3 separate regions of the Homo sapiens genome follow, and all the other regions are linked to region 2. The links are chromatin loops, found by intact Hi-C in ENCODE. Cell type or tissue: gastrocnemius medialis. All regions are shown on one strand.

Region 1 (8,000 bases), 120 kb after region 2:
AGCCACCATGCCCAGCCAAAACTGTTTTCTTTTAAAGACATAAATATAGTAAAGGGATGTTTTCCTCCCAAAATAATTACAATAATGCCCAGGTATCTTGGTAAGCTAAAATAGTCCTAACCACTTGGGCCCACCCTCCACTTTGGGATCTGACTCCAGACTAATGAAGAACTCACCATCTTACTTTAGACTGACAGTTATAAATTGTCTGAGTGGCTGCAAACGTCCAACTCCTTAGAGGCTTGAATAATATCTTTTAGTCTGTAATTATAAGCAGGAGCAAATGAACGTCTATACACTATGATTTTGAGACAGATTCAAATAAAAAGAATTGGTAGCATTATGAACTCTACCTCAAAAATATATCAGATAGGTACAAGTAGATCAATGGGGAGACCCAGAAGATGTTGCAGTTTTCTGCAGTCAAACAAATTATAGAAATCAGGGCAGGAGGAAAAGAATACAGAGCATGCCAGGGTGGCAAGATCCATTTGTCTGTGTTAACGTATCTATCTGCTCCCTATGTTCTCATATTGACCTTGGTGCGATGAAGCCTGCAGTGAGGCAGAAGACCTACGCTGTTGTACGTATGGCTCTGCCTTATGTTTGCTGTGTGGCTTGGAAAATTTTACACCAACTCTCTGGGTTCCAGGTTCTTCTTCTGAAAAATGGAGACACAAGTGCTTTTCCTATTCACCCAGAGGGGTAGTTATGAGGATAAAATGTGATAATTTTGGAACTGGCTCAGTGTCTTAAAGAGCTCTCTGCCTGCTGTTGACAAGGGAAGTCTAGTGTAGACTTTCAGAAGGCTGCCTCCCTCTCTCCAAAGGTTGCAGTAGACAGTGGCCACTCCTCCATCCCATGAGCAGTAGCATCACTCAGCATTAGCGACTAACATTGTTTCTGGCGAGGTCCTTGCTGTTCCTCTATCTCCGTTTCCAATAAGATCTTTTTCAGATTACTTTGGAACTTCCCAAGACGGCCTTCATCCAAAATGCAATGTTCAGTTCCTTTTTTGATCCGTATCCAGGAGCCCTAGACTAGACCAGTTCTCCTAAAACTCATTGAGCTTCAGATAGAGCCTCAGGTTTCAGCTTGCCTGGAAAAGATTTAAGACAAGGAGTTACGTGAAGATTTTGTAAACTATGAAATTCTACTCTGTTGTAAAGTAGCCCTTTGTGATTTTACAGTAATGGAGCACTCACTGAACCTTCAGAGGCAACTCATTCCATCTTTGGATAGCTCTGATGGTTGAGCTGGAATCCAGGTCCCTGTCACTTTTTGCCATTGTGGTCCAAGTGCTACTCACAGTTCCATACGGAAGTCCAATCACCCAGGACACTTTTTCTTTTCTGTCCCCCCTAAAAAGTCTCTTTTTCCCTGTTGTTTCTCATGGATATAGTATCTAATTCCTTATTGCCCTGTTTTCTTCTCCCTGAACACCTCCAGTTTTTCTGGCTTGAGGGTAATAACTAATAATAATGGTTATTACTAATATTCCACTAATAATCTGCCAGTTCCTCCACAAGAATATTATGATTTTGTGAGATTCTTAATGAAGCTTCAAATATAGACGGAAAACAAAGGTCAAAAATCTAGCTTATTTCCTTATCTATAAGCCTGGTTATATTGTCGATGAAAGAAATGAGTTGTGTTTGACATGATTTGTTCTTAGTGAACCAGTGCTAGCTCCTAGTGATCATTGCTGCTTCTCTTAAATAATCCATTCTAGCATCTTGGCCAGAATTCACTTTCACTTCCTTTCTGGAAATCAGAATGACACCCCAGTTTTTGAACCTTCCTTGTTCTCTGTAACTCTTTACAGATTCATAACAATGACTCAGCAATCTCTTTAACAACATTTCTCATTTTCGTCTTTTGATAAGAGATGAACCATTTGGATCCCAGAAATGAATGCAAGCTAACTTTGTGTGTCTGATGTGGATACTTCTTTCTGTGTAAACCTGAAAGAAGGTTATTTCTGAGGACTGAGAATTCTGTTTAGAGAGAGGGTGGGCTGAGACAACAGACTTCACTATCTTGAAACACCAACATCCACAACCCTCTTTATGCATAGTCCAAAAGAACATGAATTGTTTCCTAGCAGACAAGGTTCAGAGCGTGTACAGAAGAGAAAAAATCATTAGTAGGATCAGGCGGGACAGGCAGATAAATGAGGAATGAAAAGGATGACAATCGGAACCTGTGTTTTAATCCTTCCCAGGGTGCATCACTCCTAGAAAAGAGAGAGGACTTTATTAGTCTACATCTTTCTCCACTTAGGTTTGGCATGACCAGCAGCATCTCTCCTAGGAGGGAAACTACAAGTGTCTGCTGGTCTGGATTAAGATACAATAACAGGGGAAGCATATGGTCATTCACATGGTGCTTGTTCCCACACTGCGCCAAGGTTAACAAATTAATGAAAAGGAAGCACGCGACATAAATGTTGAGCCTTATTAAACATGAGATCATCACTCCCAGCTATCTTTATCTTACAAGAATCTAAATTAAAGCAATGCAACCCCTCTTCCATGCATACACAGTGAAAATCATTCTTACAATAGCAAATCATATTTTTGAGGACAAACAACAGCAGTTTTAAACTCTAAAATTGTAAGGAAAGAGTCTGTTCTAAAAGAGTTTTATTGAGATGATATGGGAAGAAGCAGTGTTATTTATTTAAGTACAGCATTGCATTTTCCTTTGTCCTTTCAACAGGTTAGTAATTACAGGAGTAGTGATTAGCCTTGACAGAGGGTACACAAAACGATAAATGGATACTGTGTGCATGGGGGGGCTCTCTGGTGCCAAGCTTATTATTTTCAGTCAGAGCTAATTATCCTTATTATACTGCATGACTCTTTTCTCGTGAATTATGAGTGGAAAAGTGCTGAATAGAGTTTTTTTCCAAAGTGCCCTGAACTGTGGAGGGAAATGAAAATTACAAACAATGAAAAGCTTGTTAGACAATGAGAGCGATCATCTATAAAGGGATTCTGAAGGAACTTCCCTTTTCCTGCGCTATAGAAATGTAAAGTGCTTATCAGAAAATGATCAGGGTTTTGTTTTTGTTTTGTTTTTGCGTTTAGTTTTTTTTTTTTTTTTTTTTTGCCACACGGATGATGGGAGGAAAAGAGTTAGACTCAGCTCAGCCTGGGGCAGTAGCAAAGCAGCAGGAAGAAAGATGGAAAGTCTTACTTAAATCTTTGTACAGGATCAGTAAATTATGGAGGGTGGGGGGCAGATGGAGGGTGGAGGGCAGGGGGAAATTGTGTTTAGACACAGGGGCAGAAGGAATTTGTGGTTGCTGATTCATGCAATTAGATCCCCACGGCCAGACCCTTCAGTGTAAGGAAAGATAGGATCCTGCCTGGCCCAAATGCCACCTGAGAACCGACCTGAGAAGAGACACTTCAGTTTGAAATCCAGTTACCACTCAATCCTTTATCTGTCTCTTTTTTCCCTTCTCTATTGCCCCCCTCCCATTATAGTGATGCATATGAACAAAATTCCACAGATGGTGCATGCTTTTATGAGCTCAGTCCTGAAATTTGGTTCGAAATTTCCCCAGTGTCCTCTGTGCTTCTCTCTTTGCAACAGATGCACTTAAATGTTAGCAATTTATTTGCGGCCTGTGCTCCAGCCAGAGCTGGAGAGACAGGGCTGTTGTACAAAGAGTAGCACAGCCACTAACACAGCACGAGGTTCCCTGACCGCAACTGCTGGGGCTGCGGGAGGAGGCCTCTGTTTCTGTGGGCACAGCCAGTCAGTCACAGGAAAACCAAACTTTATCTTCCCCTCCTTCCAGCTCAAGTCTGGTCCCTGAATAAGACGTTAAATCCAGCGATTGCCGAAGAAGGGCTTTCCTTTCTTTAGCCTATCATGCCTAGTATTCTCCACACGCCAGCATCTCATTCTCAATTTTTACCAGTTAGCCGGCTTCTGGGATTCGGAAGGCTGGAATATAGAATTTCATGAGAGTTCAGGAACAGGCAGATTCTTTTTAAGGACACCAGGGCTCTGTAAGGTGACACCCTCTAAGAATACAGCCTTGGTTCCAGGGTAACGAGTGAGTCAACCCTTTTATTTAGTATGTCAACAGTGAAATGCTCATTTAGTTGGACTAAAATATTCTTGAACAGAAAGTTATGGGCTCCCTGTGTGGGTTTGGAAATGTCAGCCCAGATAAGCAGGCAATTAATGAGAGTGCAATTGTTATCTTCCTCTAACGCAAGCATCACCGATGAGATTAAGAGGTGACATGTGATTGCCCAAATAGGGGCGTGCACTAGTAAAACATAATTAAGGAAGGAAGTACATCCTGGAGAAGCAACTTGAGTTGCTTAGTGAGGATGACATCTTCTTTATGCTTGTAATATCGTTACATAGGTGAGATCACCACAGGCCAAATTGCCCAGATCCTATCCACAATCCAATGGTATTAGGAAACTTGTTATTTTAACCTGTGATTCACACTTTTTCATCCTCAATACAGGCTAATCTTGTCACTCTTCTTAATAGTTTTTGTTCCTTTTCCACAAGATTCTTTTCATTAAGATGAAGAGATTCCAATGTCCCTAAGTCTGAGTGTTTTTATTATCGTTATTTCTTGCTAATTAGTTAAATTTGAAGTTCCTTAAACCATTGCACCAGAGTATGACAAACAGCCTTTCAGCAAGGGACTAAGCTGGTACCCAGTTTCTACACACATACCAACGGGGTCATGATGTCCACCCAGCATATTTGGATCAATCATTCTGGTGAAAATTACTTCCCAGCTAATTTCATGGACTATTTTTGATGTGATCATTCACCTTTTTCTTTTGGAGGGGGTGGAGAGGAGGGAGCGGAACTGTAGTCTAGAGAGTGGGGAGCAGCGTAGTCTCTGCTGTCTGACCACCAGCGCTGCAATTTTGATCCATGTTTCCCATATGACCTAAGCAAGTTACTTACAGCTTCTTATCTACTATTCCCTTATCTACAAAGTGGGCAGTAACATGATTTATTTCAAAGGGGTTAGATTTGAAAATTTATAAGAAGCTTAGCACAGTTCCTGGCATTCAGTAAACACTCAACAAATTTTATTGTGGTTATTTTTATTATTTTATCGGCATCATGGTCATTTAAAATAAGGTGGCATGCATTTATATAATAATGCTAATGTTATACTCCCATATTGTAAAAAAGACAATAATGCACTCAGGTATAGTCATCATCATTTGCAAAATGTTAGGTAGAGAGGATCCTGATGAAATAAGCTTCAAACAAAGAATGATTTTTTTAAAAAACCCAGATCTGATTCTGATCATATCACTGATCTGCTTAAACCCTTCAATGGGTTAAGCACTGCTCATAGGATAAAGCCCAAATTTCAAAACACGACTTTGCAAGGCCCTTTGTGACCATGTCTTGCTCACCTTTCTTACCTCAAAACAGATCGCTAAGCATGGGCTTTCATCTGCCTAGAGTATTCCTCCCTCCTCTCTACCCATAACTAATGTCTACACATCCTTCAGGATCTGACTTCCATGCAACTTCTCCCTTGAAATCTTCCCAGTTTCTGCACACCTGAGTTGGCTGTCCCTCTGGCCTGATACTATAGCATCGTGTGTTAGTTTTGTTGTTATTGTTGTTGTTGTTTTTCTGTCAAAGAATGCTTTGGAATTGCCATTGTTCTTGTCCCTCGCTAGCCCAAGAGACCCTTGAGGATAGGGATGGTGAGTGCCGAGTTCACCACAGTTGCACAGTGCTTGTACGTATGGGTGATTCATTTACATAACAAATTTTAGTGAGTCTCTACATATGCATTGCTCAATCCTCCATCCTTCCTCAAGTGAGCTGCACAGCTCAAATGGATTCACAATTTAAAATTAGACTTAGCCTCATGCAAATACATAGCTCAGTACTCATTCCGGCTTGTTCTATTACTGTATGTGAGTGGGAAATTCTAGGTGGAGGTCGAGGTTCAGGACATTTGCCAATAACTTCACCAAGTCAGCCTTTACTTTCACCACAAAATGTCTTTGTAGCGGGGAGCTAATGAAAGGCAACCTGCTGAAGGTGGGTAGGAGACTTCCATGCTGCACTGGCATAGCAAGCACGCTGCTTATTCATTCATTTGGGATGGTTTGGAAGGAGAACAAAGCCCCTCCCACCAAGCTACCATGATGCTTCCCATCAGGCAATGCTGCCGCCAACGCCCTTCTCATTTCCCAATTAAATGTGGAAAGCCAGCTTCCTGGAAATTCCAAAACACAGGGACAAAGAAACTAGATGTCTGTCCATATTTTGCAAGGCAATCCTGGCAGATGGAGCAGCTCCTCGATAAACTTTTACACCTGAAATTCAGATTTTCTGATGAAGGGTATAAGGCTTTGTGTTATTTGTTGACAGTTATGAGCCACAATCATATTTAAATCTCCCTGCAAACTGTATCTGTTATGCCAAAATAGCTCTGGTTAGGTTTACAGCCTGGGTAGAAGAGTAGCTCCTGACGTTATTAGATGTGTAAACCACTGAAATGTAGTGCTTAGGGACTTATGTGCATGGAAATACACAGGTTTTGTTAAGTATATTCCTCAGCTCTAAAAAGGAGAGGGACCAATTTTGTTTGTGCTGTTAGCATATTGTTTGCTTGGCTAAAGTCAGGTTGCCATCAACTGAGGGGATAAGGCATGAGTCAATGGCTAAGAAAACTTAAAAAGGCTTAGATATGGCTGCTTTTAGCTTTCTGAATGGCTGGTGCCCAGCTAAAATAACAGATGCATTAATACTTCCCCAGTGTTACACAAATGCTAAAGGCAGTGGAAAGCTGACCTTCTCATGCTTCTTAACAGTTTTAGTCCAATTATGACCCTACGATGCAAATGCTAAGGCCTGCTAGTGGCTTCTTACTATAATTATTTTGCTATTGTCGTCAAAGCTGTCACAAAATCAGTGAATGAAAGCAGGTGCTCTTTTTCTAAGAATGTGAGCAATCTGCTTATTTCTCCAATAGGCCAGATTAATTATATTAGCTTGATGCAAACATAATTGTAGTTTTTGCCACTACTCTTAATTGCAACAACTGCAATAACTTTTGCACCAACCTAATATTAGTGTGTCAACACAATCATGCTAAGGACATGAATAAAATGCATGCATATGGAGAAAATGTATTTATCTACAGAACTGTAGACTTCTGCCCTAGGGAAAAAATGGTCCGATGTCCATGTTTTAAATTTTTTTATCTCCAATCTGTCAACGGCAATGATTACATCATTACAGTGAAAATGCTGTTCACTTTCAGACTTAGGCAAGACAGGGAGCCATACACATCCCAAAATACCTCCATCAGGGAGCACCCTTCAGAAAACACCCCTTGTTTTGCTCTGTTTTAATTGAGCAATAGCCTTTTACATGAAGTTCTAGATTTTTTTTTTTTCAGATTTTGCATTAAATAAAATAAATCGACCTGAGATTTTCAGTTTTATCTTGGCATTTTTTCCCCAGTGATTTTTTTTTTTTTTGGAGATGGAGTCTGGCTCTGTTGCCCAGGTTGGAGTGCAGTGGTGTGATTTCGGCTCACTGCAAGCTCTGCCTCCCAGGTTCACACCAGTCTCCTGCCTCAGCCTCCCTAGTATCTGGAACTACAGGCACCTGCCACCACGCCCAGCTAATTTTTTGTATTTTTAGTAGAGACGGGGTTTCGCCATGTTAGCCAGAATGGTCTCAATCTCCTGACCTCGTGATCCGCCCACCTGGATGACAGCCTCAGTTATTTATGGCTGTTGACCTAGGTATGTGTGATGTGGGGATGGAAGATTGTTTGGCTTCTCTGTATGTATTGCACTAAAACCATAATGAATAAACTATAAGTTAAATTAGAAACATTTTAAACTCTAATTAATTAAAAAATTAATTCACAAAAATCAAATTACCTTCCCAAAGTGTATTTTTTAAGAGAATGGGTAAAATGCTGACTATTACAAGATAATAGTAATGGAAAAAACTGATTA
Region 2 (8,000 bases):
ACTGAGTGCCACACTAATCCTGTTTCAAAAAGAAAGTTTAAAGTCCTGAACAAAGTTTGGAAATCAGAAAACCCCTCTGGAGATTAGTAATTTGGAGATTTCACTCAGCCCAAATTAAAAAAAAAAATCCTTCAGAATTGAAGTACCTCTTTGTTTCATCATAGCAGGCCTGGTGGCACTCAGGCGGGTCTTGCCTCCCTGTACAGGCTCATTCTAACTACCAGCCACAAGGCGTCTGACCACAGAGGGTTAAAAGCCTAAGAAGCAGCAAGGATGCTTGAAAACCACCTTCACATTAGGGAGAGCAAGTCACATCCAAGGCTGCAGAAAAGTGTGTCTGCTTGAAGAATGTCAGTCACTTTTGTTTTAAGAGACACAGACAGCACTTAAAGGCTGTCAATCATTTCTTATGAGAGGAGACAAGAAACTTTTAACATATGAATTGCCAATATTTTCTACAGTAAATTAGAAATATATATATATATATATATATATATATATATATATATATATATATATATTTAGTACATGTGAAAAATTATTATCTGCCAGCTTGGGCCATGTCTTTTCCATGAGACTATTTGGAGTAGCATTTACTACCTGTCAGATTTTTTTTTAAGTTTAAATAGATGTATTAAAACATAAAGAAAAGGATCTGGTCTGACCCCCCTTGACTGTAATGCTCTGTAGTCAACTTGGAAACTGACAATTTGCTAAAGTAAGAAGCTGTCCTGCTGGACAAAGTTGACGTCCAAATAGTGCTGTCTGCTACAGCAGCCACCAGATACATGGGGCCATTTAAATTTAATTAAAATTCAATAAAACGTTCGTTGCAGTCACACCAGCTTCATTTCAAGTGCTCAATAGCCCCATGTGGTTAAGTGGCTACTGTACTGAACAGCACAGATAGAACATATTTCCGTGATCACAAAAAGTTCTCTTGGACAATGATGTTTTGACTCTCGCTACTCAAAGTATGCCTTGAACCAGCAACATCAGCATTGCCTGAGAGCAGCACTGGCTTCCTGGCACATGACCTGAGCAGAGGTGTAGGGCTTTGCGCTCAGGAACTGTTTGAGACTGTTGCCCAGCCTGGTCTTGAACTCTGGGGCTCAAGCGATCTGCCTGTCTTGGCCTCCTAAAGTGCTGGGATTACAGGTGTGAGCTACTTTGCCCAGCTCTGCGTTTTCATAAAATTATAGTTTATACTTTTTGTCCAATTTCTATTGGCGTTTCTGTATTTTTCCTGTTGATTTGAGAAACCACTAAACCACTAACCACTTGCTTTAGTGCTTTGTCATCGCCATCTTGGAATTGTTAATGATTTTTGAACAAGGAGTCCTGTATTTTGCACTGGGCTCCACAAATTATGTAGCCAGTCCTACTTGAGAGCTTGCTCCAAATGCAGAGGCTCAGGCCTCACCACCCACCTACTGAATCAGAATCTACATGTAACAAGGCCACCAGCTGAATCTTCGGGACATTAAACTTTGAAAACACGATCCAGAAGTGTAGTCTTCAAACATTTTAAGTATATGTAACTTTTTCTTCAAATTGATTACGTTTCTTTTAAAATTAAATTTGCACAGAGCCAAATATATAGAATAGATTAAAATAATTATGCCTTTTAGTCAATTTATATAGTCATGGTTTGGCTATGAATAATAACTGGTTGTTTTTGGATTTGGGGGTTTGTGTGGAAGAGCTTGAATGCCACTAATCTAGATGGCACTGGCTGGAGACAGTTTATGATGTTGAGACACCCCCAATTCTATAACCACAGAGAACTGGGAAACCCCAGGTGAGCCAGCTGTCTTGGAATAAACAGACAAATCGCACCTATGATAACCATAGTATTACATAATCTTTGTATGTAACATTAGCCAACACATATTAGTGTATTCGAGAGCTCCCAGTTGGTGCTAAGCTCTTTACTACATTACCTCATTTAATCTTCACAACTCTATAAAAGAGGTTAAGATTGCCTCTTATGCAAGAGTAAGTGGAGGCTTAGACTGGCTAAGTAACTTACCCAGGCAGAGACAGCATTTGAACCCAGGATTAGGGAGGGATGAGTGAGTTACTCAATGTGGGTGTAAAATTGAAGAGAGCAGCAAAACATTTAGTAATCAAGATAAATAATATCTGAATTCAGTATTTGAAAAAATTAAGATGAATGCAAGAATACCCATAATGAGCAAACTTTCATCATTTTAAGTAAAGACGACAGGCTGCTGTCCTTGGCTTGATTTATGACGCTGTATTATTGTGCAATGGGAATCAGCCTGTCTGATGAGTCCACGGCTCCATGGCATCACATGGATATGGAGTACCCAGCCAGGTTGATGAGTGTTGACAATAGTGCATGAACAGATTGGGCAACACAGGCTTTATATATAGTCATTGATTTCTGATTGTAGAGATTTTATTAACTTTTTCCATTTTGTTCAGAATAGGGGTGGATGTTTTGATAAGTGTGTATAGGAGGCCACATTTTCCCTTTTGCCTCAGATTCCAATGTGCATTGCTGCTGCTCAGCTTTTTCAGATTCCAGAGACCGGGTCAAATGCCTACTTCTGCCCACACCATTGATTCACAATCCTGGCTGCCCATGACACTCACTGAGGGAGTCATGAAAACAGCTCCATGCCTGGGGCCCATCCCCAGAGGCCACTTCCCTTTGTCTGGGTGGTTCAGAATGGGGCCTGACATTGGGTTTGTTGCAGAACTCTCCAGTTTATTCCAATGTGTGGCCAAGGTTGACGATGACTTTGCTACATTACACTGCCTTTCTTGAAGGATCACAGGAGGCTAGCACACAAAATGCAACTCTCTCTGAGCATAAGGTAAGGTGAGGTCAGCTGGAAAGCACATGTGCTTCCAGCTCGGAATAAGAATTGTGGCATTTTAGATCTAGATGGTGCCTTAGGAGTCAGAATGTTTGAGCTAAAAGGACCTGGAATTAGATTGCCAATTTCACTGATGAGTAAACAGAAACTCAGAAAAGTTACCCCAACTTGCTAACAAGAGGCAGAGAGACAACAGGAGCAAAAGGCTCCTGACCTCAGCCCGAGCCCTTTTCAAGGAACCCATCAGAGAAAAAACACTTTCGGCTCTCACCAAAAAGAAATGAAAGCAGCCACCAGCATCCATAGCTCTCCTCCAAACATAAGAATCTACTTAATTCAGTGTTTTAAAATTTTCTTTTCCAGAATAAACCTGATTAATCCAAATCCCCATTTATAAAGTGACAATTTGCAGGCCAAATGGTTTTTCTGATCCATACTATGTTTTCAAAAGTTGATCCAGGCCGGGCGCGGTGGCTTATGCCTGTAATTCCAGCACTTTGGGAGGCCGAGGTGGGCAGATCACCTGAGGTCAGGAGTTCAAGACCAGCCTGGCCAACTTGGTGAAACCCCGTTATCTACTAAAAACACAAAAATTAGCCAGATGTGGTGATGGGCGCCTGTAATCCCAGCTACTTGGAAGGCTGAGGCAGGAGAATTGCTTGAACTGGGAGGCGGAGGTTGCAGTGACCCAAGATCTTGCCATTGCACTCCAGCCTGGGCAACAGGAGTGAAACTCTGTCTCAAAAAAAAAAAAAAAAAAAAGTCGATCCAACATTTAAACATGGGGAGATTTTCCATTACATTTTACATAATGTATATGCTTCTACTGAATACCTGGAATACTTGGCAATATCCCTGACGGTAGCACCGGCCAGAGCTGAGTCATTGCTGCCTATTGTAAAGAGGCCCAAGCCCTCCTATTTTTGTTACAGCCTCCACTACTTCCAATCCTAGTCATGACTCTAGGCTGTCTAAATGTCACCGAAAAATTTAAAATTGAAGTCGACATCTCGGAAATGCCAGAATCCCCCACCCAGTCTGTTTTATGCATTCACGTTAACTGTTAGGCCCCGGTGGCATTTGAGCTTGCAACCCTGATTTTGTCATGATAGGTCCACAACGCACCAAACGCTGGGGCAGAAAGAGCAGCCCAGGCTGCGTGGTGAGGCTATTTTTCTGCAGCGGAGACCTGAGGAGGTCTTTTACGAAGGCTTATGAGGGCAGGACCTTCTATTCCTGGTTTCCCTACCACATCGCTTGGTTTTCAGTTGCATCTATAAACCCCAAACTATTCAACATTTTTTTTTTTCATTCAAAATCTTTGTTCTATGTCATCAAGGTTTTTCTTCCTGCCTGATTTGTTTGTGCTCTTCTCCTATCCCAGAATGCCCTCCCTCTTTTTATCTGAAGTCCAATCATCCTTCTAGGCTCAGCTTCCTGGATTACTCTGATCCGTGTGGGTCTCTCCCTTCTAGGAAACTCGTATGACCTCAAGTCGATAGAGAAACCGTATGTTCCTTTTATTTCCCCAGGTCAGAGGATAAGCTCCTTAGATTTGCCTGTGTGTAATTCCTTTGAATCCTCCCTAACACCCAGGACCGGACTGGGTACACAGACCATGGTGTGACCCAGGGTCCCCTCTACTTTCCTCCAGCCGGTCGGAACAGGCGATGCAGCTCCCACTACCAGCCACGAGAGGTCGCTCATCCACACACATCTTGCCCTGCCCAGGTTCCGTGCTGCACGTAGATTACTCGAGCCTCTGGAAGTAGGGCAGGCTAATTTATCTCCTCTCCAACACAGCCTCGGGCCATCAGAGCCTCTGATGTCAGGGTCCCTGCCGTGCAAGCTGCAGAATGAAAACACTGCAAATAAGAAAGGTCACTGCATCCGCTCTGCACATTTACTTCTCACCTGAAATCTCTGCCTCGCTAGCAACATGCCAGCTCAGGCTCGGAAGATTTTCCCAACTCAGTATTCCAGCAGGAGGGAGAAGAAATCTGTGACTACTGCATGTATTATGGGTGTGCTTTTACAGATTATTGCATCAAGTCCATGGTCCAGCAATGTGCCAAGAAAGGGTTCCATGCTCTTTCTTCTGCTCCGATCCCCAGGGAGTTTCTGACCAGAGCACTGATACTCCGACTCTGTTCTGCTTTTGCTACTGCTGTTCTCCACTAATAACAACACTGACCTTTTAAAACAGGCCTTCTCGAATGAGCCAGCCTTAAAGTAGAGGTAGTGGCCAGGTGTTATTTCAGAGATTTGATGAATCCAAAGCAGCAACATGAAGGGAGCACACTAATTCCAAAAATGGGATAGATGCCACAGGAAGGTGGGAGAGCAAAAAATGTAGGTACCTAAGGTAATACCAACCACGCATGCCCAAGTACCCAGCATGGTGTCACGTTGGCATGGCAGACCAGAATGCCGACACTGGTTGAGTCTGAGTGATTGTAAAGGTTTAGCAAGGAAATGTGTCAGTCAGAGAGATTCAAATAGGTGTCCAGAGACTGGGAAGGAAGGTAGCATAGAGCTCTGCCTGGAAGCCCTGGACTCCAAAGCCCCAAGCACAGGCTTTCTGGGCTGGCTAACACGTTTCAAGACGGTCTCTAAGGAGCATTCAGACCTACTGGCAAACCTTAAAGGAAAGTCGAATTTGCCCATCGATTTCACCAGTCACTTGCACCATGATCAAAAAGATGTATTTATTAGTAGAGGCAGCACAGCGTCTGGGGAGCCGGACTCCCAAAGTGAGAATCAGAGTTCTGACATTGACTAGCCATGGCTTAAACTCTCCGAGCCTCAGTTTACACATCTGTTAAAAGGAGACTAATAACAGTACCTAAGCAAGGGTTACTATCAGGATTAAAATGCTTAGAACAGTACCCAATGCACAGCAAACACTTACGTAAATATAAGCTGTTATCACTAATGTTATTATTAATTTTGTTATCCATTCTGCACAAAACACACAGTGAATCCCCTATTTTCCAGGCCTGGCTGTGTCTGAAATAAAGAACACCAAAGAACTTTTTCAGAAATAGTGTCAATTTCATACCTAAGCAACGACAATGTCACTTTCAGTTCAGCAAGGCTCTCTCCTTTCCTATAGAGTGAAGTTGATAATTGTCTTAGAGCTACTTATTTCACTTTATCCTCCCACTCTTTAAAACAAGTCTAAAAAACTTGGGTGAGAACATATTCAACGATTCATTAATTCAACAAATATTTCCTGAGAGCCTGTTATGTGCCAAGCATTGTTTCAGGTGCTGGGATGTAGCAGCGAGGCAAATCCTCTGTCCTGCCCTAATGAGGGTTACATTCTGGTATGTGGGCACAGGCAAAAAAGGAGCAGGGAAGCAGATGAGGTAGTTCAGATAGTGTTGGATGCAATAAAGGAAATTAACAGGGTGACTTGGAGGGCCACACTGTTAATCTTACTTAAGATGGGATGATCAAGCAAAACATGTCTGGAAAATGACGTGTGAGCTAAGATCTGGAAGATGACAAGAACTAGACATGCAGACAGGCAGCCAGTGCACAGGTACAGAAAGTGGAAGGGACCCTGGGGTGAGAATGAACTTGGGCAATTCAAGGACAGAAAGAAGGCCTAGGGACAGAGTATAATGAAAAAGGGGCGTCTTTGTCCTGTAGTATTCTGCTGTAACAGAATTCAACAGACTGGATAATTTATAAAGAACTAAAATTTATTTCTTACAGTTCTGGAAGCTGGAAAGTCCAAGATGAAGGCACCAGCAGGTTTGGTGTCTGGTGAGAGCATGTCTCTGCTTCCAAGATGGTTCCTTAAACATTGAATCCTTCAGGGAGGAGGAACACTGTTCTTCATGTGGCTGACGACCAGAAGAGAGCAAACCCATAAACTCTTTTTTATAATGGCATTAATCCATTTGTGAGGGCCGAATCCTCATGACCTCAACATCTCCCATTAGGTCCCACCTCCTAACCCTGTTGTACTGGGAATTAAGCTTCCAACACATGAATTTGGAGGGGACAAAATATTCCAACCATAGCAAAAGGAGAATGGTATAGCATGAGTTTGGAGAACGAGGCAGTGGCCACATCACGTAGGGCCTTGTTCACTGGGGTAAGGTGTATAGATCTTATCCTGATGAGAAGCTATTGGTCTTGATCTATGCAGAGCAGAGTCGTGATCCAATTTATGTTTTAAAATGTGGGAGAAAGACTGGAAACAGTGAAACCATCTAGGAAATGAGAGATGATAATGGCTTGAACCAAGCTGGACATGGAGGTGATAGAGTGAAGCGGATGGATTTTAGATCAACTTTCAAGTTAAAACACAGAATTGCTGATAGTCTAACAGTGGAGGTTGAAGGAAAGGAAGAAATTAATGGTTATTTTGCAGGTTTTATACATGAGTGGGTGGTGGTGGCATTTACTAAGAAGCAAAGAAAATGAAAGAAGTAGACTGGGCTAGGGAAAGAAGGGTTTGGTTTTGCACATGATACATTTAATATGAATATTAGACATCCAAATGGAAATATCACATAGGCACTTGTCTATACAAATTTGAAGTTCAGAGAGGGGCTGGGTCTGAACATGCAAACCTGAGGGTCATCAGCAAATAGGGATCTAGAGCCAAATGCCCGACTGAGATTATTTCAGCAAGAAGGTGTTCTGGATACATTACGTAGCCATTTACCTGGGATGGGGAGTATGATTGAGCTCGCTGATAAGGAAGTCTCACAAGAGCTTCTACTAGAGTCAATTTCTTACTCCTAGCTCAGATGTGCAGACCCACACTGAAGATGAGGGAGAACCAGAGAAGAGGATTGTCTCTATTTTGTTTTTTATCCCTTCTTTTAAGCTTTTTATTCATCAGGAAAGTTTTTACTCAGTGCCAAATACACACTAATCAAACTGCTTTCCTGATTTCACACTGTGAGTATAACACTGGATAGAAATTATGGGGGGCAGATAAGATAAATAAATATGATTCCTTCCTGTCTGGAATTCAACCACACAGAAAGAAAGGAAATTACTAAGAGTCAAATAATCCAAGTAAGGCATTACATGAGTTCGGTGCAGGAAAGAGAAACCATGCTGTTTAGTTTGGGGAAAGATTGCTTTAGTAAACTAGGTGCAGAAAAAATTGTGGAAGGGCTGAAG
Region 3 (8,000 bases), 230 kb after region 2:
CAGGATAAAGTCTAGAATCCTTAGCCTGGCTCCATAGGTTTTGAGGACCTTCCTTATCTCTCCAGCCTCATCACTCACATGTTGCCCTGTATTCGTCCCACGTCGGTCCCATCGCACTTCCTCCTTCAAGTGCCATACTCTGTTTTTTGCTCCAGCCTTTAGACATGTTGTTCTTCCTCCTTAGAACCCAGCTCCTCTCTCTGCACTGTCTGGCTACCTTTCCCTCATTCTTGAAATCTCAGCTTAGAGTCTCTTCCTCACGAAGCCCTTGGACTAGGGACTATGTTATTTGCTACCTTTTCTGGGTTCCCATAGCACCCCATTCTTCCCCTTGTATAATACTTCACAACCCCTTTCCTGGCCCAGCGATAGGAGGGACTGCCCTCTTTCCAGTATGTGGCATCTAGTGAATGGGCAATACATACGGGCATTCCCCCTGTGATGCTTATGTTACAAATTGGATGTGATTCCATCTATTAATATGGACTGTGATGTATATAATTGTGGTGTGTATAATTGTGGTCAGGAACCAGCATGGGGTCCTGTGAACCACAGTGGTGGAAAAAGCTATGGCACCTGTTTGTTCCACTGGCTTTGTGCTTTGTCCATCACACAGTGAGTGAAAAGGTGACAAAAATGTGTAAGAAGCCTGTGCTAAGGAGAAAGAAAGGTCCAATGATGAATTTTCTGGAAAGAAAGCTGTACGTAATAGAGTGCTGAATTCGCTCAATCATATTTAAGTTTTATAGTACTGCACTTATAACCACACAAAACACTATTATTATTGAAATTCAATACAGGAAAAATGCTTTTGTTTTTGAACGTCTAAGACTGTCTTCCTCCTCATTGAAAAAATTCCTACTGAATTTCGATTATATGAAGATTTTTAGAAATGCAGCTATTGCATCGAATGAATAAATGAATTTGAGGTTCACGTTCTTAACATCTGTTTTCTGACTTTGATCAGTCTCCTTTAAGTGCTCTCGTGGTCATACTCTGCAACTCAGGTGAAAGTTTCTAGTGAGATAGTTATCCCAAGGAGATACTTTTATCTGGAAGAGAGTAGTTCTGAAGTTCTAAGTGAGGTTGGTTGGTTAGATTTAGGTTAAGGTACCACATGGAAAGGAGAACTGCTTAAAGGGGTAGGGTGACCATGAAACCTTCTTCTGCAAACCCTGCTCGTCAAGTATGAAACCGGTGGGGTAGGAGGTCCATCTAATCTTATCTGTGCCCTTTTGAGTTGGCCGGCCGGGTGACCATCCATCTCCTCTGGGTTGTAAATGACTTCATCTCGAAGTTGCACTGTTGGTGGTAGGTGAGGACGCCTTCTCCAGGTGGAGGGAGTGCATTTGTGGTTGATGGTGTGAGCGACCATATGTTGGACCATATGTCAGAACCTGTTAAGAGATTCTGACAGGTATGGAAATGCCTCCCATTGGAAACTGAAGCCCTGGGTCCTTTGACCGCTGCAGCACCCCCAGAGGAGAGTACCCTAAGGCCCTTTTAACCTTGCCCTGCCCTGGCAGGTTCCAAGGGGAGGCAGAAATGACTCTGGATGAATTTTGTTTTGATTATTCTTCCCCTTTTCCAGGCTCTGTGTCCAGTTCACCTCTGGAGCTGCCTGGGTCACTGCAACCCAGACTAGAGAGAAGTATGACCCCAAGTTGTGGCTTTTATTGGGAGACAGCCTTCATCTAAGGAAGTGGGAAAGAATGTGTTCCCCAGCTGCTGCCTTTCTGGTGTCTGATCTGATACTTTTCAAAAGATAGCAGTTTTGTTTGGTTTGATTTGGATTTTTTTTTTCTTTTGTAAGTGGTCATAGACCCATAAGACAAGTTTATTATTGTATTGACAGAAGAAAAAAATGCCATGGTTATTTATTTAAAAATCTCTTTCCATACAACTTTGCTTTCTATTGAGTTTGAAGGAAATATGGTGATGGCATCTAAGCCCAAATTTCGGTGTTTTATTTTGGCTTTCCTGTTCTGTTTAAGCCTCTGTAACCCCTTGAACCTTTCTCTACTCTTCAGAAGGAACAAGTTATATTTTTTTTCCATCTCAACATCGTCCAAATGAACCGTACTATTTTAACAATCTGTGTAAACAGATATAAAAGGAGGAAGACTACTTTCTTTAATTTTCCTCCCAGCGAGCTGCAAAGCTGTTTCAGTCATCCTAGTGATTAGCAGAATGTGAGTAATAAACAACATTAAAATGAAGAAACGTCTTTCTGAGTAGGACCTTGAAATGTGGGTCTCACCAGTAGTATATGAGCCTTCCTCAGACTAAACTCCATGACACAGTTCATATCATCTTTAAGTCCTGGAGGGAGGGTTTTTTAATATGTGTAAATGACCAAACACAGCTGTTGGCTGTCCTGCTGTACAGAGAACATTCGGTGACCTGAAATCGCAAAGTTTCTGTCTCTGAAGGGTGCACTTAATTTAACTTTTTGCCCTGAAGTCTCAAGAAATGAGACTTCCTTTAAAAAAAGTGTTCTTAAAACTTTCTCATTTTAAATGTCCAGGGTCTTCAAAGAGTATACTGGGAGGAAAGTCCTGTGTTTCCTGTTTCTCTTGTAGGACTAGTCAAAAGTACCCTTTCTCTTGATGGTATTCTGCAGTCTGAGCCTCTGATTTAGTAACTACAGCCTTTAAAACCACAGTTATCCAGACCATGTGCAGTGGTTAATGTGTCATGAGTCTGCCTCAGCTGATAATAGCACATCACAGAATTCAGAGTGCCTTAGATAAATTGTTTCAGTGGATAGTCATAATGACTGCTTGAGTAGAAAAGTACCCTCATTTTCTAGGGGAGAAAACAGAACCTACGAGGTTGACTGATTTACTAGATTCCAGTGGTTAGAAATACATGTAGCCTGTGCTGTAAACCTGATTTTCTGACTTGTAGTTCAGCTCTCTTCTCCATCTCCTTGTACAGCCAAGATACCCCAGAAATTATTTGCGTTTCCGAAGTTGTAGGATGAAAAGACATGTCTTTGCTTAACTGAGTTAGCCCCCTAGAACAATATTGAGATGGAGCTGGAATGGTGAAGAAATGCAAGAGTCCAATCCCTTGGGTATGTGCAATTCCCAGTTACCCCTTGAAACAGTGCTTCATTATAAATTTAGATGTTAGAGGCTGGGCATGGTGGCTCATGCCTCGAATCCCAGTGCTTTGGGAGGCCAAGGCGGTGGGATCGCCTGAGGCTAGGAGTTCAAGACCAGCCTGGGCCACAGAGTGAGACCCTGTCTCTAAAAAAAATAAATAAATAAATAAAAAATTATATGTTAGATGTTTTTATAGTGCCGGAGCCTAAACTTGATGGATAAACAGAGAATGATTTTCATTTTGCAGCCACTGCACCTTTAAAGTTGAGCTTTTTGAGGTGTATTTCCTTTAATGCACCCATGACAGCAAGGTTGAAAACATCAGGAAATCAAATTGATCTCATATATGGAATCTTGAAATTTAATGTCATCTGCTCTGAGAAGTCCTTGTGGATGGGAAGATTGTACAATCAGATCATTTCTCTGTGTAGGTATCTGCTGTCTTTCTACTAGATGTTACAGAAGAGATTAGAAGAAGCTCTTCCAGCCACCTGTGAATCAGCTTTATTCTGCTAGGCAAGAAGGAGCTGGTGCTGGACATTTGTATCTGCAAAAACCATGAGTTACTTCCCCAATAATTAAGTATCTACTGTTACAACATCTAGTGGCTAATCTTTTAGTAAAATACACTGTCCATCTCTTGGTGCCAGAAGCAATAACTATTATGAAGCCTTTTCTTTCTTTGCAGAAGTAGTTTGCTGGTGACCATATTGTTAGTTGCAGAAATACTCAGAATCTGATTCACATTTAGACTTGACAGAAGCCAGATTTTATATCTGGAAACCTCATTAGTGAAACTGCAAACAAGACAAAGGCCATCTATCTCTCTCTTAGGTGCCCTCCTCAATCTCTTTACAGCTTTTCCCCCAGGAGTCAAGGAGATACAGCCTGGCAGGGACTTTTGCTTGGTGATGGAGTAGCTAAGAATGTTTCTCTCTAACAGGTCACAGAACAGAAAGTGCTGGTGGACATCTCTTCTTGCCCCAAGATCTTCGTTGGAAGTCCCCGGGACTTGGTGTCTTTGCCGTTCAAAGTGTTTATGAACTCGCCAGGAGGCATAATGTGTCACCATTTTATTCTGGGCCACCCTAAAGGATGACACCCAGCTTCAGAGACCTCCTCTTGGACGACATCCCTGAGAATCAATGTTTTAGCTGTCCCATAGTCTGACGTCTGTTTCCGACCGCTTTTGAGCTGGCGCAGGCTTAGTCATTAATGGCCAGGACGATGTTAAATGTTCTGCCTGATTGGCTTGCAGCTACACACCTTTTGTCATTTGCAGAGCAGCAACTCCCTCTTGAGCTCTTGGGGAGTCTTTACACAAATACACTAGAAAAAAGGCACCCATCCATTTTTTTTCCATCTTGGCATTAGCTCACAGGCATAGTCCTGGGATGACCTGGAGTAGAGGCAGTGGAGGATAAATTCATCTTGCACAGACTTGTTTGTGCTAGTTCTAGCCTGTCTCTCGCCACAGATCTAGCTTTTAAATACTCAAGTGATTGGTTTTGTGTAGGAATGTGTGGATTGTTGGATTGGAAGAATTTTCTCCCTGGATTTCTAGTGTTTACATAAGCAGATACAAAAAAAATTTGATCACTGATTTAAATAGCAGGGCTTATTTTAAAAAGTTATGGGTGCTTCAAGGTGGTACAGAATAAAAATGTCAGGGTTTTTTTTTTTTTTTTTTTTAACAAGTCGTAACACAACCAAAATGTATATATTAATGTTTTGTCAGGAAAGGGTCAAAATGGAAAATTTGCAACAAAGACAAACTACAATAGAACAAGTGCAAACAGAAGCTGACAAATATATGCCCCTCGTTGGGAGTTCAGCCCATGGAATGTTATGTAGGACAAAAGGAATGGAAGAGATATTTCAGTAACATTTTGTTCTCTGTCAAAAACCTTCTGAAATATAAATCTGCTGTGTATTGGAGAATGGATACAGCAATTGATTCAAGTTGAATAGCTTTCATTTAACTAGAATATCCCACAGAAAGCAGTTCTTGTTCTGACAACCATATTTTTGCTTTCTTTCACTTAAAGAAAATTGAATTCATGTTTACATATCTTATAGGGTTGTTTTATGGACAAAGACACGGGTCAAACCCCATCACAGTGGCTAGTGTTACAACAAATAGAAACATTTCTAAATGAAATAACATTTCTAAGCCAGGGCCAGTGCCTGCAGTAATAATACTAGGTTGGTATTATGAAGCCATTTGCAACTATAAATAATTCAGTCATAGATGTGCTTTTTTTAAAATCCTGGTTTTTTAAAATTCTAGTCTTTTGCCAATACACACACCCATACACATACTTCACCTATTTGCATAATAGAGGAGGAATATGAATATGTATATAATAAAGTCACTTTATTTTGGACTTTCTGAAACAGATTACCTTTTTTCTTCTCCTCATGATGGCTCCCTGAGTTGCTTCCAATTGTTGAAATTCCATAATTACCCACAAATATGGATGTGCCCTTCTAAGGGTCTTGCCATGTCAACCAGCCCAGCTGAAAGCTAATAGCCAGTGTTAGCGGTTTAAGGAACTGAGCTTCAGAATTGAGAGCCCCCAGCAAAGGAAGTTCTGTTTTTATTCTCCATTTCTACTCTCCTCAAGGAGAAATTAGGTGTTTATTGTTTTGTTTTGTTTTTTAAATTCCCAGATCATTCTGGCATTGGTCCTGGATTCGCTGCAAATGTAATTTTTAGCAACATCTATTACTCCTGAAATATTTTGGCTCTTCGTGGCCTGTATGATTCAGTAGACTCTGAGGTTTTCCAAGTACATTAAGGACTTAAATACAGAATGTCTTAAAATTTTAGGGCTATTGATCAAGAGAAAGCTTCTCGAGGAATAAAGTTCTGTTAGGTTTTAGCCCTATTCTGCTTTCAAAATTCTTAACTGGATGCCGTCTATTTTGTTTTCTTTCTGTGTTTATAACTAATTTGCTACTTGGGTTTATTGTTTTCTTACTTAGAAACTACTTTTTTTTTTGTTTTGTAAATGCACAGCACTTAAAAATATAAAACAGTTCCAAACAGTTCCAACCTGTTCATTGTTTATACCTTGACCATCTTTTCTGTCTTATTGCTGAACCATCGCTTCTCTTTCTACTTCTCTTCTGGGATTTCATCTTGCTCAGCTAAAATTCTAGTGTGTTATTCTGAATATTATGGCTGGAGTTTCCTGACCAACTTCTTGCATCTGAGTCCATTTCCTGTGCTTAAGGCTGCTGGCATTCCATTCACTGCTCCTAGTCAAAACTGAAACTTCTCCTGCTAATGAGATTAGGCCTTACAACACTATTAATTTCTTCCTCTCTATTTCTTGCTCCATTGTTATTTCTCAGAGATGAAAATCTATTTGTCATTATGAGATTCATTTTGGCATCACTTACTAAAGTTCCCTTGGATTTTTCTGTTCTTCATACACCCTACAGCTTCAAACTGCAACAGTCATCAACTGGTCTTTGACAAATTAGTTGTCTCTACACATGGTTTACAATATTACACTAGCTGTTTAAAAATAATTAAGCTTCTTTCTGTGTTCTTTGCTGTGGGTCAGGAACTTTACTTCCTTTGCCATGCAACACAGAAGTTAATCACAAATGGGTCCTCTGAACCAAATAATTAAAAATAGAGCAAAGTTTCTGAACCAGGCGGTTGGCAGAAACGTCTGTACTTCCATCTGTGCATGGTTAGGAAAATATTTCACGATATTTAAATAGCATCAGCTTTGCTCTCTTTTGTGTGAGAGTGTGTCTGTGTGTCTATGCGTAATTCATTGCTTTGAAGGTTTGTTTGACTGTTAGATAATCATATAAAAAAAGTTACTGGCAAGGAAACAGGAAAGCAAATCCAGGTGTTTTGTGCATACATTCTTTATTTACCAGTCTCTGTGAAGGAGCAATGATCTTGCTTTTGCTTTTCTCTCTGACTGAAAGTTTTTGCCTTGTTATGTGCTGCAGAAAACTAAATAACATTGCATTTTGACTTTGAAATCTTTATGTCTCTTGATTTTCCACTTACAAATAACCTTTGCTAATGGCTTTGGGGAGCTGTTCGTATGTACCCGAAATGCTGATGAATCTATTTCAGTTTGAAGTGTGGCAGATTAGGAATTTCTGCTCTCTGGAAAGGGGATTTATACCTGGAATATGCATCAAATTCACAAACACTTTGCGATATACGTGCAGACACATGAGTGACTGGTTTTGACAGGAATTTAATCCTTCAATTGGATTTCCCTTTGTTCTTGTGAGTAATCAGTATCTCATAAAATATATTCAGTTTTGGCTAATTGTACAGCTATGATACAACTTTAAGTTTCTAAGATGTAAATTACTATGTGATATAAAGATAATTCCCCTCTAGCATTTTTCTTTTGTAACAGCCTCTTTTTACTCCTGAAAAGCTCTTTATTTTAAGGTTGATTTCATTCTACTAGGAGAACTGTTGTGTTAGATAACAACTAATGCCCAATAAATACACTGAAGGGAGATTAGGAACTGTTAAAGAAAGAACACAAAGCAAATGCCTTAATTTCGTTCTTTCAGAACGTATATATTTCCCAAAGTTGTCAGTTCCTTTATGTTTCTAAAAACTTACCAGGTAGGCATATTCTTAATACTTTGATAATAAAATTAAACACTGAAATCAAAGCTGTAGATTGAACATGCTCACATTAAGTGAAATTAAGGAGAGAGGAATACATTTCATTATTAATGTATCAGTGAATTCTGGAGTTTAGCCATGAATATCAGCTATAATCAATAACAGTTTGAGTATTTAGGCAGTTTGTAATTCATGAAATTTAAATCAGAAGGGTCTTTAAACATCTTTTTGTCTAATCTCATTTTGCATTCAATTTAATTCTATTT

Evidence for each region. Hi-C counts contacts between places; a loop is a spot of excess contacts. Peaks named below come from ENCODE experiments on the same cell type or tissue, not always from the same donor. Only the 100,000 strongest peaks of a DNase experiment are listed, where the experiment ranks them.
Region 1: it touches region 2 in a loop (3-fold over the local background); 4 of 110 quality-filtered maps call a loop at or near these places.
Region 3: a loop joins it to region 2, with 16 times the contacts of the local background. A loop is called at or near these places in 5 of 110 quality-filtered maps.

What each region holds. Positions count from the first base shown.
Region 1 is chr6:16,845,813-16,853,812 of GRCh38, reverse strand. No RefSeq gene overlaps it. Among named protein-coding and RNA genes, the nearest start is that of ATXN1, 88 kb to the right of the region's middle. In gastrocnemius medialis, no CTCF peak of the experiment used is centred here; a DNase peak (open chromatin) is centred at 3,702; H3K4me3 peaks cover 679 bases; H3K27ac peaks cover 1,778 bases.
Region 2 is chr6:16,961,619-16,969,618 of GRCh38, reverse strand. No RefSeq gene overlaps it. Among named protein-coding and RNA genes, the nearest start is that of STMND1, 140 kb to the left of the region's middle. In gastrocnemius medialis, a CTCF peak has its summit at 4,543 (motif pointing right); a DNase peak (open chromatin) is centred at 4,568.
Region 3 is chr6:16,735,972-16,743,971 of GRCh38, reverse strand. The region is part of intron 2 of ATXN1 (ataxin 1); the gene reads left to right. Among named protein-coding and RNA genes, the nearest start is that of ATXN1-AS1, 21 kb to the left of the region's middle. In gastrocnemius medialis, no CTCF peak of the experiment used is centred here; a DNase peak (open chromatin) is centred at 4,311; H3K4me3 peaks cover 939 bases; H3K27ac peaks cover 6,552 bases.